3 separate regions of the Homo sapiens genome follow, and regions 2 and 3 are each linked to region 1. The links are chromatin contacts, found by Hi-C or POLR2A ChIA-PET in ENCODE. All regions are on one chromosome and are shown on one strand. Each heading gives the region's core, a stretch centred on a gene start or an enhancer-like site at or near the end of the contact. The rest is flanking DNA. Distances are from core to core; before and after follow the strand shown.

Evidence for each region. A loop is a pair of places that touch in the nucleus more often than their neighbours do. ChIA-PET counts read pairs that join two places held with the same protein, here RNA polymerase II (POLR2A). Pooled maps may share reads with other maps.
Region 2: POLR2A ChIA-PET joins it to region 1 with 16 read pairs in AG04449. The contact joins two enhancer-like sites. A Hi-C loop is called at or near these places in 5 of 37 single-sample maps with no recorded cell type and 3 of 50 pooled maps. POLR2A ChIA-PET finds 5 or more read pairs at or near these places in 1 of 52 experiments (AG04449).
Region 3: a loop to region 1 is called in a map of HepG2, with 2.3 times the contacts of the local background. The contact joins two enhancer-like sites. A Hi-C loop is called at or near these places in 5 of 168 maps with a recorded cell type or tissue (Calu3, GM12878, HepG2 and 2 more), 14 of 37 single-sample maps with no recorded cell type and 7 of 50 pooled maps. POLR2A ChIA-PET finds 5 or more read pairs at or near these places in 1 of 52 experiments (HepG2).

The regions. Positions count from the first base shown.
Region 1 is chr6:113,358,308-113,363,237 of GRCh38, reverse strand. It overlaps LOC107986637 (a long non-coding RNA gene), which reads left to right. Exons shown (of 4, transcript XR_001744312.2): 3 at 568-707. Among named protein-coding and RNA genes, the nearest start is that of LINC02518, 73 kb to the left of the region's middle. Within about 2 kb of position 2,062, at least 2 of the 41 ENCODE cell types and tissues checked have a DNase peak (open chromatin) inside an H3K27ac peak, as active enhancers do; they include PC-9 and mammary epithelial cell, where a contact is called at or near this core.
Region 2 is chr6:113,816,823-113,821,752 of GRCh38, reverse strand. No RefSeq gene overlaps it. Among named protein-coding and RNA genes, the nearest start is that of MARCKS, 38 kb to the left of the region's middle. Within about 2 kb of position 2,137, at least 4 of the 41 ENCODE cell types and tissues checked have a DNase peak (open chromatin) inside an H3K27ac peak, as active enhancers do.
Region 3 is chr6:113,628,654-113,633,583 of GRCh38, reverse strand. All of the region lies in intron 1 of LINC02541 (long intergenic non-protein coding RNA 2541), which reads left to right. Among named protein-coding and RNA genes, the nearest start is that of LINC02541, 19 kb to the left of the region's middle. RefSeq lists enhancers at 1,229-1,278, 2,149-2,288, 2,309-2,608. Within about 2 kb of position 2,728, at least 16 of the 41 ENCODE cell types and tissues checked have a DNase peak (open chromatin) inside an H3K27ac peak, as active enhancers do; they include PC-9 and mammary epithelial cell, where a contact is called at or near this core.

The sequences.
Region 1 (4,930 bases), core at 813-3,312:
TTATGCAACAGGATATGATCACTTTAATTCCGGGCCAAATTAATAATATCATTTGTTTGAAGCCAAGAATTTCTGTGGGTCAAGGAATGAAGAGCTGTAGATCTAAAAAGGATAATTGTAGCTGGACTATGGAGGGCTTTCAGTGGCAGACCAAATCTGAATTTTCTAACATAAGATTTGAGATAGGGACATGATGATCTCAACTGTTTTGAGGAAGAAGGAGTGCTGTGTGGGAGAGGGAGTTGAGGGGCAGGAGGACACAGCCAGTAGACCATTGGTGTTAGCTGATAAGCCCCTGGACCAGTAAGCTACGCAGTGATAGTGGGAGAATGGGGGAGAACCAGGGAGCAGAGTGTGGTGGAAAGTGAGAATGAGAGAGTGGAATCTCTGCTGACTATTTCAGCGAATGCCAGGAGTGGTTTTCTTTTCTTCCCCCCGCCCCCCTTTTCAGTGCATTTTTAGTCATGAGTTGACACATTCACTGGATCTTAAAGCTGGAAGTGAAGTCAAGTGACATTTGATCAGGTCCCCTGTTTTTATTGAAGTTTGTTTATTCCTGTTTTACAGACATGGTAATTAGAAACCAGGAAGACTGAGAAGGAATCAAATTTGCAGCAGCTCAGTAAGTGGTAGACTGGGAACAAGAAGCCAGTTCTCTGGGCTCTTGAAGCAAGGCCCTGCCACGTTGTCTTTCCCCAGGAGAGGAGGTATGACAGATAAAGGTCTTAGGTTGATTTTTTAAAACTGTGTGACTATCAGTGTCTGGTATTTTATTCCAATAACTTAAAACATAAAATTAAAATCACAGCATGCTCAGCCGCAGATTTCCCTTTCAATGCGATGCTTTTGCATACCAAAGGATCTGAGGACAGTTTTCTATTTCAAACTGTTTTTTTTTAAGCCACTATATGTATAGGCGCTAAATGTAGAAGTCTTTATTATTTTAAGTGAATTTTTTCTTAAAAACATGAAAGAAAAAAATCAATTTTAAGAAATTAATATGTGAAATGACTTGAATTTCTCTAAGGGTTCTTTGCAATGCTTTCCCATTATTACAACTTCAATATCCTGTTTTAGCAACACTTATTTAACTAGTCACATTTTACTTTTATGGGGGAGCAATAAATGTAAAAGGCACATAAAAACCACAGCCAAATGGTTGACATTTGACCTTTAATCATCTCTTGGACTCTCCTTTAGCAACATACCACCTCCTCTTCTACATATACACAAATACACAGTGTGTATCAACACACTTCCTAATTTACCACATATCATGATGTTGCTGAAGAAAAGAAATGACTTTCTTCAACCTGGTCTGCCTTTTGTTTCTCCTCACATTTTTTTTTAACTATTTTTATTATTTTCTGTTATTGGCCTAACAAATTACCACTTCCTTTGTGATTAAAATTAAGACTGGAGCCCCAAAAAAGGTGGTAAGAGGTGATTTTTTAAACTATCACAAGACCAAGAATCAAGTAAAAAGTTTGTTTTGAATTTTGAAACTGCATTATTATAAACAAAATAGTTCTTTATTTTTACCAATATATGAGTAGTTATCTAACCTAAACTATACATACACACACACACACACACACGCATATTATATATTGATTATAAACAACAGGAAATATAGATAGAATTAGTAATTAGTAGGAAGGGACCTGAGAAGAGGCCTGATCGCCAATCATTTGACAGATATCAAGGCTGAAAGACATGGCTAATGCCGCATGGCTACTGAGGGCAGAACTAGAACAAAGACAGAACAGCCCGGGCTTAGCCCTGTTGACTTACAGCTATGCCCCCAAATATGACATCACTTGCAGAAAGAGAATGTTGTGCCCTGAACATACAAAGATTGAACCAGAATGTCTCAGTGTTCACAGCAAATCCAGAAAAAGATCCCATCCTTGAAGCAACTTTCTTGATGGCTGCCCCTATTTCAAAAACTTGAGATGACGGGCGTCCCCACAACACTCCTCCTCTGACTTGTTTTGTCTTCATGGTATGAAAAAGGGTAGGAAAAATCTGGAAATCTGACCCAGCTCAGTCAATAAAAAGGCTTTTGTCTGTGAACCTGACCACAAGTGACTCATTAACAGCCGATTGAAAGATTTTTGTCGGGAACTCCCCCCTATCTCTTAACAGAAATAAACAATTTGAAACAAAACTGAAGTATAAGGTGAAATCAATTCCCACTTCAAAATAGTGTTGTCTACTACATGTAAAGGTGTTTATTTCCTCCTGACAAAACATTTGTTATGGATTTACTGCCATTTTTATCCCTTTACCTAAATCCACCATTTGTTTTGTCAAAGATGGAGCATGAAAAATTCTTTACAAAATGTCTTAAAGTGCATCCTGAATTAATGGTCCAATTAATTTTTTAAAAAACCTTAATTTTTTGTTTCTAGCAGATGATTAGTTACCCTTAATTTCAAATGGTATTGTATTTTAATTTATTTTATTAAAGTTCAAAATAAATTAGTAATTCAATTTTGTATTTTTATCATTTATTTTTTAATGCTAAGTACTAACTTTTTTTTTAAGGTGCTTACTGTGTGTGTTGTATTTCATTTCCACAGTATTCTTCCTTAAAACACATTAATAATTTTTGATCTTTTAATAATTGACTTCAAGTTAGAAAAAGTAGTGGCATTAAACTATATTCAGAATTTATTAATATAGCATTTAAACTCAAGGAAAATGCCAGACTCAAAAATTCTGACAATGCAAACTCATTCTAATCAGGCTTTGTCTCTGCCCTTTGTAAGAACTGCAAGAAAACTGGAATATCTTGTATGTTAATATTCTGAAATATCTCCAGTAGCATCCATCTGTGAAGTTAAAAGACTTCATCATATTTACTTTTGATTTTTAAAAAGGGCATGGGCCCTCTGCCTCTCCAGCTTGAGGTATGAGAGGATCCACAAATGAAAATACATTATCATCATTAAAGACTTGGAATTCTAGAGACAATCTTATCCAGAGGGAATTAAAATAATGAATTACATTTGGTCCTGGTAGTTTTAGTGTTGTGATACTTTAAATTGGCTTAAAGTCACTCCTGTACAATCCCCATACATGTTTCAGTATTAATCGTCAACTCCCCTTTAATTGCCTATATTCCTTTAAGATTCTGCTATACTATCTCACTTCCTATGAGCAAGAGCTAAGCCTTCAGCCCTGGGCGAGCAGCATGGGCAAGTGATTCAAATGAAGGGCTTGATTAACAGACTCTTTGCAGTTCTGCTCTAACAAGTCCAGCATTTCCTGGAAACCTGCTCACAGATTGTGGGACTATTTTTAGTAGCTCACCTCCCAGTAAATGTAGCTATTAGATATCCAGATATCCTTGCCTCTTTCAGATGCAGTAAAATAGAACATAAAAGGATGTAATTGAATGATTACAGCTAAAGCCTGTAATCAGTAGCCATAGGGTCTCTCTCTTTCCCCTAAGTGATCTGGGACACAGACCCAGGAGGGCCTTGTCCCTCCCCACTGCCTGGGAAACACACATGCCGTGCACAGGCCATGCTGACTCTCTGCAGATGCAGCCTAACCTCAAAAGCAGGCGCCCTGCAGATGCAGCCTAACCTCAAAAGGTTGGGACTGTTTTCTGTGCATGCATGCAGGGTAGAAAGGAAAGGCAAAAGAATTCACATATTTGGACATCTACTTGTGTATTCATGTGATTTTCATAGCCATGTGAGGTAGGTAGGTAGGTATGATTATTTTCATTTTACTAATGAGCAAAATTTACTGCTATGGTCTGAATTTTTGTGTCTTCCCAAAATTCATATGTTGAAACCTAATCACCAATGTTAAGGTATTAGGCAGTGGGACCTTTGGGAGGTGATTAGGTCATTAGGGCAGAGGTCCCATGAATGGGATTAGTGCCCTGATGAAAGAGGCTTCAGAAGGCCTTTCCTCTTCCACCATGTGAGGACATGGCTGGAAGATGCCATCTGTAAACAAGAAAGTGGACTCTCACCATCCCTGAATCTGCTGGCATTTTGATTTTGGGCTTCTCAGTCTCCAAAACTATCAGAAATAAATTTCTGTTTTTTGTAAGCCACTCGGTCTATGGTGTTTTTTTAGGGCAGCCTGAATGGACTAAGATATTTACCAATCAGCCAAATTCAGCAATTGCCTGAGGACCTGTGGCTAACGAGCAGCAGTGTCAAAGCTGGGTTTAAACTCAGCCCATGTTTCCCTTTTACACTCTGCTCTTTAATGGGGGACAGAATAGCAGACTCTATAACTAGGGTGGCTGAGTAATTTATTGTCCAAACCAAGACATGTCTAAGGAACAAGTGGAAGTGCCGTTAATAAAAACACTGGGACAACAAGCCTAACCTGTAAGGGTCTTAGGCGAACTAGGATATGTGCTTGTCCTGTCCCTAACCCTGCCCTGCTCACGCCAGCAGAGCCAAGACTGAAGGTGAGTGCCCAGTAGAAAGTTTCTAGCCCACTGGTCAGGGTGGGGACGGCTTATACCCGAATCCTGCAATAGGTCCCTTGGGCAACAGGGAATGAAGCTTTAAAAAATACTATATTTAAGACGAGATTTTAGGCATGAAATTCTATTTCATTTTATGTAACTCAGAGAGGATCCATCATGCAGAAAGTGTTACTTACAGCTGCACCCCTAACTCCTTAGAGGCAGTGAAACTGTATCATTGGACTGCCAGTCACTTGCATTAGATATGTTGAGATAACACAAAAATATCTAACATTTATTGACTTGCCATGTGCCAAACAGTGTGCAAAGTGCTTTACTTACATTATCTCATTCGATTTTCTCAAATACTCTATGAGGTAGGTAAATTTATTGCCCCATTTTACAGATAAGAAAACTCAGGCACTGAGAAACTTGCTCGAGAACACACACATAGTAAGTGGCTCAGCTATATTCAGACAGAGGACT
Region 2 (4,930 bases), core at 888-3,387, 460 kb before region 1:
CAGGCTTATTTCCAAATATGCTTAACATCTTTTCCTGTGTTCTGGAATACACTCCTGTCTCTTCTTTGCCAAACCACCTCCTGTATGGGGTGGTGGTTTAGAGTATGACCACTGGCACCAGAGTGCCTGGTTTCAAATTCTAGCTCTGCCACTCACTAACTGATTCACGGTTGTGTGGGACACTTAAGCTCTCCAAGTCTCAATTTCTTCATTTGTTACGTGGGGATGTTAATGATAGACCTGATCATCATTGATAGACCTTAGTAAGGCTGTTGTTAGGATTAAACGAATCAATACCAATGGTCCCCAACTTATATGGTTTGACTTATATGATTTTTTGACTTTATGATAGTATGAAAGCAATACACATTCCAGTAGAAACCATGCCTTGAGTATTCATACAATCATTTCATTTTTCCCTTTCAATCCAGTATTCAATAAATTACATGAGATATTGTACACTTTGTTGTAAAATAGGCTTTGTGTTAGATGATTTTGCCCAACTTAAGCTAATGTTAAGTCTACAGAGCACGATTAAGGTGGCTAGGCTAAGCTATGACGTTTGATAGGTTAGGTGTATTAAATGGATTTTCAACTTATAATATTTTTAGCTTATGGTGGGTTTATTGGGATGTAACTCCATCATAAGTTGGTGAGAAGCTATACACATAGAGTGATTAGAATAGGTTCTGACACAGAGTAAGCACTATTTAAGTGTCAGCTCTTAGTCATTTACTCATATTCAGTGTTTCCAGTCCAGTCATCTCTCTCTGCAGCCCCTTTTCATTCCTCTAAGGACCTACCCCAAGAATCTGCACACAAAAGTTGCCCAATAAATCTTTGTTGAAATCATCTAGACAGCGTTATGAGAGAACTGAATTCCATGGATCTCGAATGTGACTCAGTTGCCTTAGCACAGTCCGAGGCACTGTCATTTGTCATATTAGCTTATGCTGTATCCAAGTCCCCTAGAAGAGCGCCTAAATACGGTAAGTGCTCAAAAATTGTCAAAAGAATGAATGAATTATCAAACTGCTCAAAGCTTAACTTATAAGCCTCTTGGGTCACAATGAAATAAAAAATATAGTTTATTTAAAAAAATAACTTTTTAAGTTAGTAAAACTATATATCTACATACAAAATACACTTAAATAAAATATAGATTATATCTGATGTGTGTGTATTGTACAACTATATGCATATAATTTATATATGCTTTTGAAAGTTAGCAAAACTAAAATATAAACAATCACATCATCAAAAATACTCATTTGGTGTATAAGTGTTTTCACATTTTTTCTGTGCAGTATGTGTATAAATTAAAAAAAATTTGAATCATATCATACCTAACATTTAATAAACTCTACCATTTTGTTTACTTAAAATTATAGTATGAATTAAATGTCTACTTTATAATAAACACCAAAAGTAGGTTTAAAAGGCCATCTATTTTTGTTATTTTCTGCTTTCTACGTATCTATTCTTTTGGTCTCACGTTCTTATCCTTATGATAAGGTTTGCAATATTACAATTTAAAATGCTGTTTCTGAAGGAAGAAGGTCTAACTCATACTAGAACATGTTAGCATTCCAGAAAATAAGCTGAATAACTTTGCTTTATACTTTATTACTTTGGTTTTCCTTTTAGATTGATTTTTTAAAAAATATTTTATTTTACATCAACTCACAGGTGAAATTCCCCACTAGTTTTTAGAACAAACACTGAAATTAAGGATTTTATAATAAAGTATAAATGTGATGCACATTTAGGTTAGGAGGTCAAAAACATTGTTTTTTGATTCAGGGACTCCACAGTTCACCAATATTACAGGACCTCACCACTGGCTCTCTCCTCCTGATAGGTGTTGAGAGAGAGTAAGGACACTGCTGTTTTTCCAGATTCCATTTTTATTTAGAAACAACAATCAATTTTAAAGGTCAGAATAGTGGCAAAATAGGTTGGCAAAAAGGGAACAACAATTGACCAAAAAGAAAAATGACAATAATTTAAACCAAGTAAATTATTGGGACAAAAGTAATAGAAAATGTGCTGAATCAAAATAAATCTGATTAGATCCTTAAGTGGTAACTCCTTTCTGGAGCATACACTTTCCTCCAGCGTAGCCCTGTCCAGGGGCAAGGCCACGTCTGTACTATGAACCAGGAAGTCTCAGGTTGTCAGTAAACTGTCTTTGCTTTCACAAATATTTACAAACCACCACCTTCTTCTCCTCATTGCTATAGAAATAAAAAAACAAGGGGAAAAACAGATAGGATCATGAATTTCAGTTTGAGACTTATGAAATATTACAAATAAGAAAATATAAAGAACTATTTTATTTTAAAAAAACAACCAGGATTTTTGACTCTTGATTCTCTAGCACAGCATAGCAAGTAAATGTTTAACCAGAACTCAAGATATAAGAAATGAATTTCATGTGGAACTTATAAATGAAATTTATCTAAATATCCAATCTATTTTATAAATTTTGCTGAGTCTGGAGGTGAGAGGATAACAGGGGAATACTTATTCCCCTGTTAGATAACAGGGGAACAATAATATTGTTATCTTATTAAGAATTATTAGGGTGCTTAATTATATCTACAGAGAAAAACATTATTTAATGAAATGACAAAGGTAACTAAAAGTTTCTGCACAATCACTATACTAAACAATACCTTAAACCAAAAATTACAACATATATACCAGTCAGAGTGTCCATGTAAGCATTTTGAATAATTATATGTGGCGTATTTTCTTAGTTCAATGGTTAACATCATGCACAAGCCAGAGATACTTCATTATTCCAAAGGTTCTCTAAAAGGATTTTTCAGCTGAAGTGAATCTGTCACTATTAGCGCTCTAGTCATGTCCCTATTGCTATTAGTAGAAAAGTACATTTTTGTGACATTAAATTTTATTTGCTTGGAGTTTGTCTTCCAAATGAGTAATGTGTAAAGAGAATCACAATCTGAAAAGACAGTGAAGCTTCAGCTGGTCAGTTTCATTTCTCCCTCCCTTTAAATCTGTCTCTGGCTTATGCAATACCAACAGGATGGAGTAATTTTTGAAGTATATTTACTTTGTAAAGATAGTAATTTTTTAAACAAACTTTTTATATATCAGAGGGTGTATGAAAAATGAAGCCCTATCTATCTTTCTCTTTCTTTCTGCCCTCCAATACCCCGTTTAGTAAAACTTGTAGAGCAAATTGTTTCCTTGACCTTGAACATTTTAATCACATCCTCTGAAGAAAGGCAGGAATACAGAATGATTTTTTATAAGGTACTGTATTACAAAAGAAAAAGAGTGCCTGATACTCAATGTTCCAGGTAATAATACTTCTCAGGCTTCCAATTTGGGAATGCACAGATAACTAGAATATTACAGCTAGGAGGAAAGACTCTTAATGATAACATCAAACCCTTTTGATTTAATATAACTAGAAGAGATTTAAGAAATTCCTTGTTTCTGCTCCAAACTCAAAATACTATCCATTTTTTTCTTTTATTATTGTTACTATTATTATTTTGAGACAGGATTTGGCTCTGTCACTCAGGCTGGAGTGCAGTGGCATGAGCTCAGTTCACTACAACCTCCAACTCCCAGGCTCAAGCAATCTTCCTGCCTCAGCCTCCTGAGTAGCTGGGACTCACAGGCGGGAGCCACCAGACCCAGCCGATTTTTTCTTAATAAAAAATAATATGGAAGTTTAATGTAAAAATTAGGAAAAAACAACAATTACAAATACTTCTGTGCATTCTATCCAGCTTAAAATACAGAACATTACCCTAATCAGTATAATGTTGAGTTTTGTATGTTTTTAAAACTTGATATAGATGGGAATCACAATGTATAATAATTATATGACTTGCTTCTTTGGATCAATATTGTTTTCATGAAGTTGACCCATGTTGATACACGTGGCTGCCCATAGCTTATTTATTTTCATATCTGTATGACAGTCCATTGTGAAAGTGTACCACAATTTATCTATTTTCTTGTGACTGAATGTTACTTCCAAATTTTGCATAAACATTGCTGCCATGAACACATGACTACTGGTGAACATGTGCAAGAGATTTGGATATCTAGAAAGAGAATTGCTGATCATGTATAATATGCATTCTTCATTTACTAAATATTACCAAATTGTTTCCCAAAGTGCTTGTACCAGTTTATACATACATACAAAGTGCTATCAACAGGGTTCAAGTTCTGATTATTCCACAACCATGCCAACACTGGATAAGGATAAACTTTAAAATTTTTGCTTCCCTGGTGGTTGTGAAGTGGTATCTTTTGATCTTAATTAGGATTTCTGTGATTACCAACAACATTGAACATCTTTTTATGTGTTTTCTGGCGGGGGGTCCATTCTTGTTTTCTTTTGATTGCTTTCCTGTTTAAGTCCTTGCCCATTTTTTTCTCTTGGGTTGTTTATAGTCTTCTTAAAATTTATAGAGATTTTAAAGTGTATTTTGGGGCTGGGTGCGGTCGCTTACGCCTGTGATCCTAGCACTTTGGGCGGCTGAAATGGATGGATGACCTGAGGTTAGGAGTTCGAGACCAGCCTGACCAACTTGGTGAAACCCCATCTCTACTAAAATTACAAAAATTAGCTGGGTGTGGTGGCACATGCCTGTAATCCCAGCTACTCGGGAGGCTGAGCTGGGAGAATTGCTTGAATCCTGGAGGTGAAGGTTGCAGTGAGCTGAGATCCCACCACTGCACTCCAGCCTGGGTGACAGAGTGAGCCTCCATCTCAAAAATAAATAAATAAATAAACAAATAAATAAATAAATAAATAGTTTGGATACCAATCTTTGTTAATTATGTTTTGCAAATATATTTTCTCACATTTATATTTTTACATCATTTGCCTTTAACTTTTTTTTTTATTATGGAGGTCTTACCTACAATCAGCAAA
Region 3 (4,930 bases), core at 1,479-3,978, 270 kb before region 1:
ACAATATAGTTTTACTTTCACTACCTTTAAAAACATTAAGGAAAGTAGAGAACAATATTCAGATTAGTTATAAGATCAATTTTCCTATCTCCTTCTATAAGTTTCTAGGATTTTGTATATTTGGTGTGTAACATACTAACTATGTTGTATTTTTCTGTGCTTTTAGTCACAAAAAGATCCTTGCTTAAAACAAACATTTTCTAAAGACATCAAAGGCCATGTAGAAAAACATAATATAAAAAGTATTTGCAAGCTGGGTGTGGTAGCTCCCATGTCTGTAATCCTAGCACTTTGGGAGGCAGAGGTGGGAGGATCACTGCTCCTCACCCACCTACAGGTGGCTCCCATGCTTGTAATCCCAACACTTTGGGAGGCAGAGGTGGGAGGATCGCTTGAGCCCAGGAGTTTGAGACCAGCCTGAGTAACATAGTGAGACCCTGACTCAAAAATTAGCTGGGCATGGCGGCTCATGCCTGTAGTGCTAGCTATTTGGTCTTGAACTCCTGGCTTCAAGCAATCCTCCCACCTCAGACTCCCAAAGTGCTGGGATTACAGGCATGAGCCACCACACCTGCCCTATCCTACCTATTTGGGAGGCCAAGGTGGGAGGATTGCTTGAGCCTGAAAGGTCGAGGCTTCAGTGAGCCATTATTGTGCCACTGCACTCTAGCCTGCATGGCAGAGCAAGATCCTGTATCAAAAAAAAAAAAAAAAAAAAAGAATTTACAGTTGTGTGCCATAGCTTATTAGCAACAGTAGAGAAATTATAGCACAATATTTGCTGATACCACAAGGGAACACATATTTGTGGTGTCTATCTTTCATGTGTTTTTATTTTAGGAAATGAATGCTGATGTTAGGCAACTTAATCCCTTCCTTGTGACTTTTGCTCCTATTTCCAAGCTGGGTATCTCTTACACAGGCATTAACAAGTAGGTTGACTGTCGGGACAAGCCCAGGGATGGCATTGTTTCTATTTGCTGATAAATGACTCTGGGGCTGTGAAGACTCAGACCCAAGGAGTGACTCAGAAAGTCAGGGGCCCATGTCATTCTGCTCTGGGTTCAGACGTGCACTGCAGCAGCACCGGGACTTGACAGCCCTACGGCTCGATCAGCTTTCTGTTTTCATTGCCTTACGATGCCATGAGTGGAACTATTGTCAAATCAGAGTTCACTCCCCAGCTTTTCAGTCTTTCCCCTAATTCTTGCTCTATCAGAGGTCGAGGACAACAGTATAATGATTCATAGGTTCTACTTCCTGGCAAGTAATCATTTTCCCACGGTGAGTAATGATTTATGCTGAGAGGGGTAAAGAATTGTGATTTGCTTTTTTCTGTGTGGCCTTTCTGCTGACAGAGGGTTGGCTAGGAATACTTTTTTTTTCCATTTGTAAGGCCATCTAGAAAATGTTTTAAAGCATTTTAATTTTTTAAACATAGGCTCTTTAAATATATATATTATTCATAGAGAACTGGAATAATCCCCTCATATACTTTGTTAAAAAACAAAGACAATTTTGAAATTTCCTTTTTTATGTTGGCATGTGAGGACTCGGTGTGCCTCATAGAAGTCAAGAGCTGTAGAGGCCCACTACAACCCCACTTTTTAGATGGGAACACTGAGACCTGGAGAAGTTACTTGAGTTGTCCATTTCCACAGAACTGGCTAGTGACAGAGACAGATTGAAGCTTAAATTAGCTCATCATAGGCTATGATTTTATCTAACTTTAGGCTTACTTGTACCATGTCATAAGGGGAAATCTAGGTTTAAAGAAGTCCATGACTTTCACAGTGAACCACATGAATTAATGACAGAAGGGCCAAGGCAGAAGCATAGTAATTGGTATCGGATGGACCTTGGCTTGAATCGTGGCCCTGGAACTGGATGATGTTGGCTAATTTACTTAATTTATCTGAGTATGTTTTCTCACTTTACAGATGAGAATGGGGATAATAATGTCAATTTCATATCATCTGATGTAAGAGTAAGAGATAAGGCATGCAAGGCTCCTGACACATGGTAGGCTTTCAATAAACAGAAGCTCTAATTATTTTTTAAAACTAAGCGACACCTGTCCTTGCTCTCTGGGTTTCCTTTTCAAAGCAGCCCTAGTTATACTTCGCACTATCTTAGAACTTTGCTTTGTCAGACTCAACAGTTAGTTTTCTCAAGCCACTACTGAAATTTTTCCCTTAGTACTCTGCATCTGAGTTGTCTCATTTCCTGGAGGCCCTGTCACAGGCCAGTAGGCTGTTACAGAACATGATCTGAAACCTCACTGGCAAGGGAAGTCCCCTTCAAAAGAGGCATTTTTTTCCCCTTCTGGAGTTTCACGCTTCTCTTTCAGATTATGTAGGCAACCCCTCAACCGGAGGACACAGATGAAGGTCCTGCCCCGATTGTCCTGTGGACAGTGTGGGTGCAGTGGGGAGGCTGAGGGTCTGGGCATATTTGCCCCATATGTCGTCACTGCCACCATTTCTGCCTCTGTACCTCCATGTCCTTTCAGCTTCCCCACAAATGGCCTTTGTTTTTTTTTTTCTCTTCCCTTTGGTCTCCCCCTCCCACCTCACCAGGACCAACTCTTGAAACACCCAGTGGGAAATTTAGAGGAGTCTGTGATACGTGGGGGAGTATTGGAGCTTTGCATTTCTGTGTTTTCTTACTTCCTTTAGAGCTCACAGGGATTTCCTAAGCAGTCTCTTCTGTGCCCAGTGGCCAAGACTGGCTCCCTCCCCCTGTGATGGGGAATTGCCACCTAGGTGCAGGTGGTTCTTCTTTTACTTCTTCTTTTCTAAAAAACACAGTTACAAAAATATACACCTTATGTTCAGGTCTTGCAATGAAAAAAATTGCTCTAGTGATTTTTGTAGTATTTTTTCTATAACTGAAATGCTATTTACATATCATGATAAGAGATAGTCCATTTCATTAAATGGGCTCATTCCTTTAATTGAAGTGTGTGTGTGTGTGTGTGTGTGTTTATTGGCATACTTTCTAGATATTTTGTCACCAGGGAATTTCCCACTTGAGTATATGTTGTAACATAAGTGAATAGTCTGCAATATTTTTTTTGAGACAGAGCCTTGCTATGTTGCCTAGGCTGCAATATTTTTTAAACATTAATATTTACATAGAGATTTGTACTAAGTGTTTTGAAAATCCTTTAAATCACATTAAATATCATAAAAGAGATTTTTCATAATTAGAAAATATAGCCTCAATCCCATCCTTTTATTGTAATGATTGGTTTCATTTTCATATATTAACTTTCATTTTTTATTCATGTATTATAGTTTCATTAGGGTAGGGTCTAAAATTTGTGCTATCAAAATGAAACTAGCTATTGCTTCACGTTTACTGCAATAAGCCCACCTGCTTTTCTGATTTTGTGTGCACTGTCCTCTGTGAACTGTAATGGACCAAGTAACTATGAAACCAACATCTTCTTCCCTAGAGGATGGTCCCCTGGGAAGCCCCTGGATCAAGCTCCAATTCTGGCAGCTTCTCTTTCTTTTAAGAACAACAGATAAAGTTCCAGCATGGCTTATTTTATTTATTCCACCAATATGTATTCAGAGTGTACTAAATATTGAATGCTACTATGTTAATTGGGGACACAGGATGTATAATCACTTTGACATATTGAATATGGAGGGAAAACACAGGGAGGAAACTATTTTGGTGCTTTTGTGATTCTGTAAGTGGCTCAGAGTCAATTAGAGGAAAACATGATCTCTGTTTTTGGGTTCTGCAAGGTTGGAAGAAGTGGATGTGGAGATAAAGTAAAATGAGGGGCATGGTAAACTGTGGCCTGGTGGTGGGGTGGAGTTTGTATTTCAGGATACATAAAGTAATGAGCCCTATGATTAATAAAGCTAAGTTGAATACCTAACCCATGGGTTGGATAGCTTAGTATCTGGGACAATAAACTAGGAGTTTTGTTTATTTGTTGGTGAGTGGGGGAGGTGGGTATGGGAGATTTAAACTGAATTAGCAGGATTGAATCTCACTGAAAAGGAGGGAAAGAAAATTCTAACAGATTTCAGGAAGACAGAACTTTATTGCTTATGTAACCAAAAAGTCCCAGGCTGGAATTGACCTCAATTTTAGCTGAAATTAACTCTTTCAACAAAAGTTCTGTAAGTTTGCCTTTTTTCAGCTTTTGACTTAGCTTTCTTCCTTATTCTATTTTAGGCAGCCTTCCTCACATGATGGCAAAGATGGCTATAAACATTTATGGCTTAAATTCTACAAGTTTTGAAGCTTTGTTGGGAAGTATATGTCCTTTTTGCTTTGTTTGGCCCAGCTTGGCCAGTCTCAATCCATATGGTTTGGATGGGGGCTAATCTTGGAGGCAGGTGGTGGGATTGGCCCTTATCCAAACCATATCAATTGAGAATGGCAAATGGTACTTCTTCAAGGGGAAGGAATGTGTTGTGTTATCAGGAGAGGCGTGCTGGGTAGGTGAAAACCAAGAATGACCACAATGCAGATCCCTTTGAGGATCTGTTGAAAGAAATGGACCTTCTCTCTTTAGAAAAGTACTCTTGGCTGGGTGTGGGGGCTCATGCCTATGATCCCAGCACATTGGGAGGCTGAGGCAGGAGGATCACTTGAGCCCAGGAGCTTGAGACAATTCTGGGCAACATAGCAAAACCTGACCTTTATTGAAAAGATTAAAAAAATATATTAGCCAGGTGTGGTGGCACAATCCTATAGTCCTGGCTACTCAGGAGACTAAGATGGGCGCATCTCTTGAGCCCAGGAATTCAAGGCTGTGGTGAACTGTAATCATGCTACTGCACTCCTGTCTGGCCAGCAGAGTGAGACCCTGTCTAAAAAAATAATGATAATTATAAAATAAAACATAAAGCACATATAAACATAACATTATTCTGCTCACAATTTCAGAAGTTCACAGACC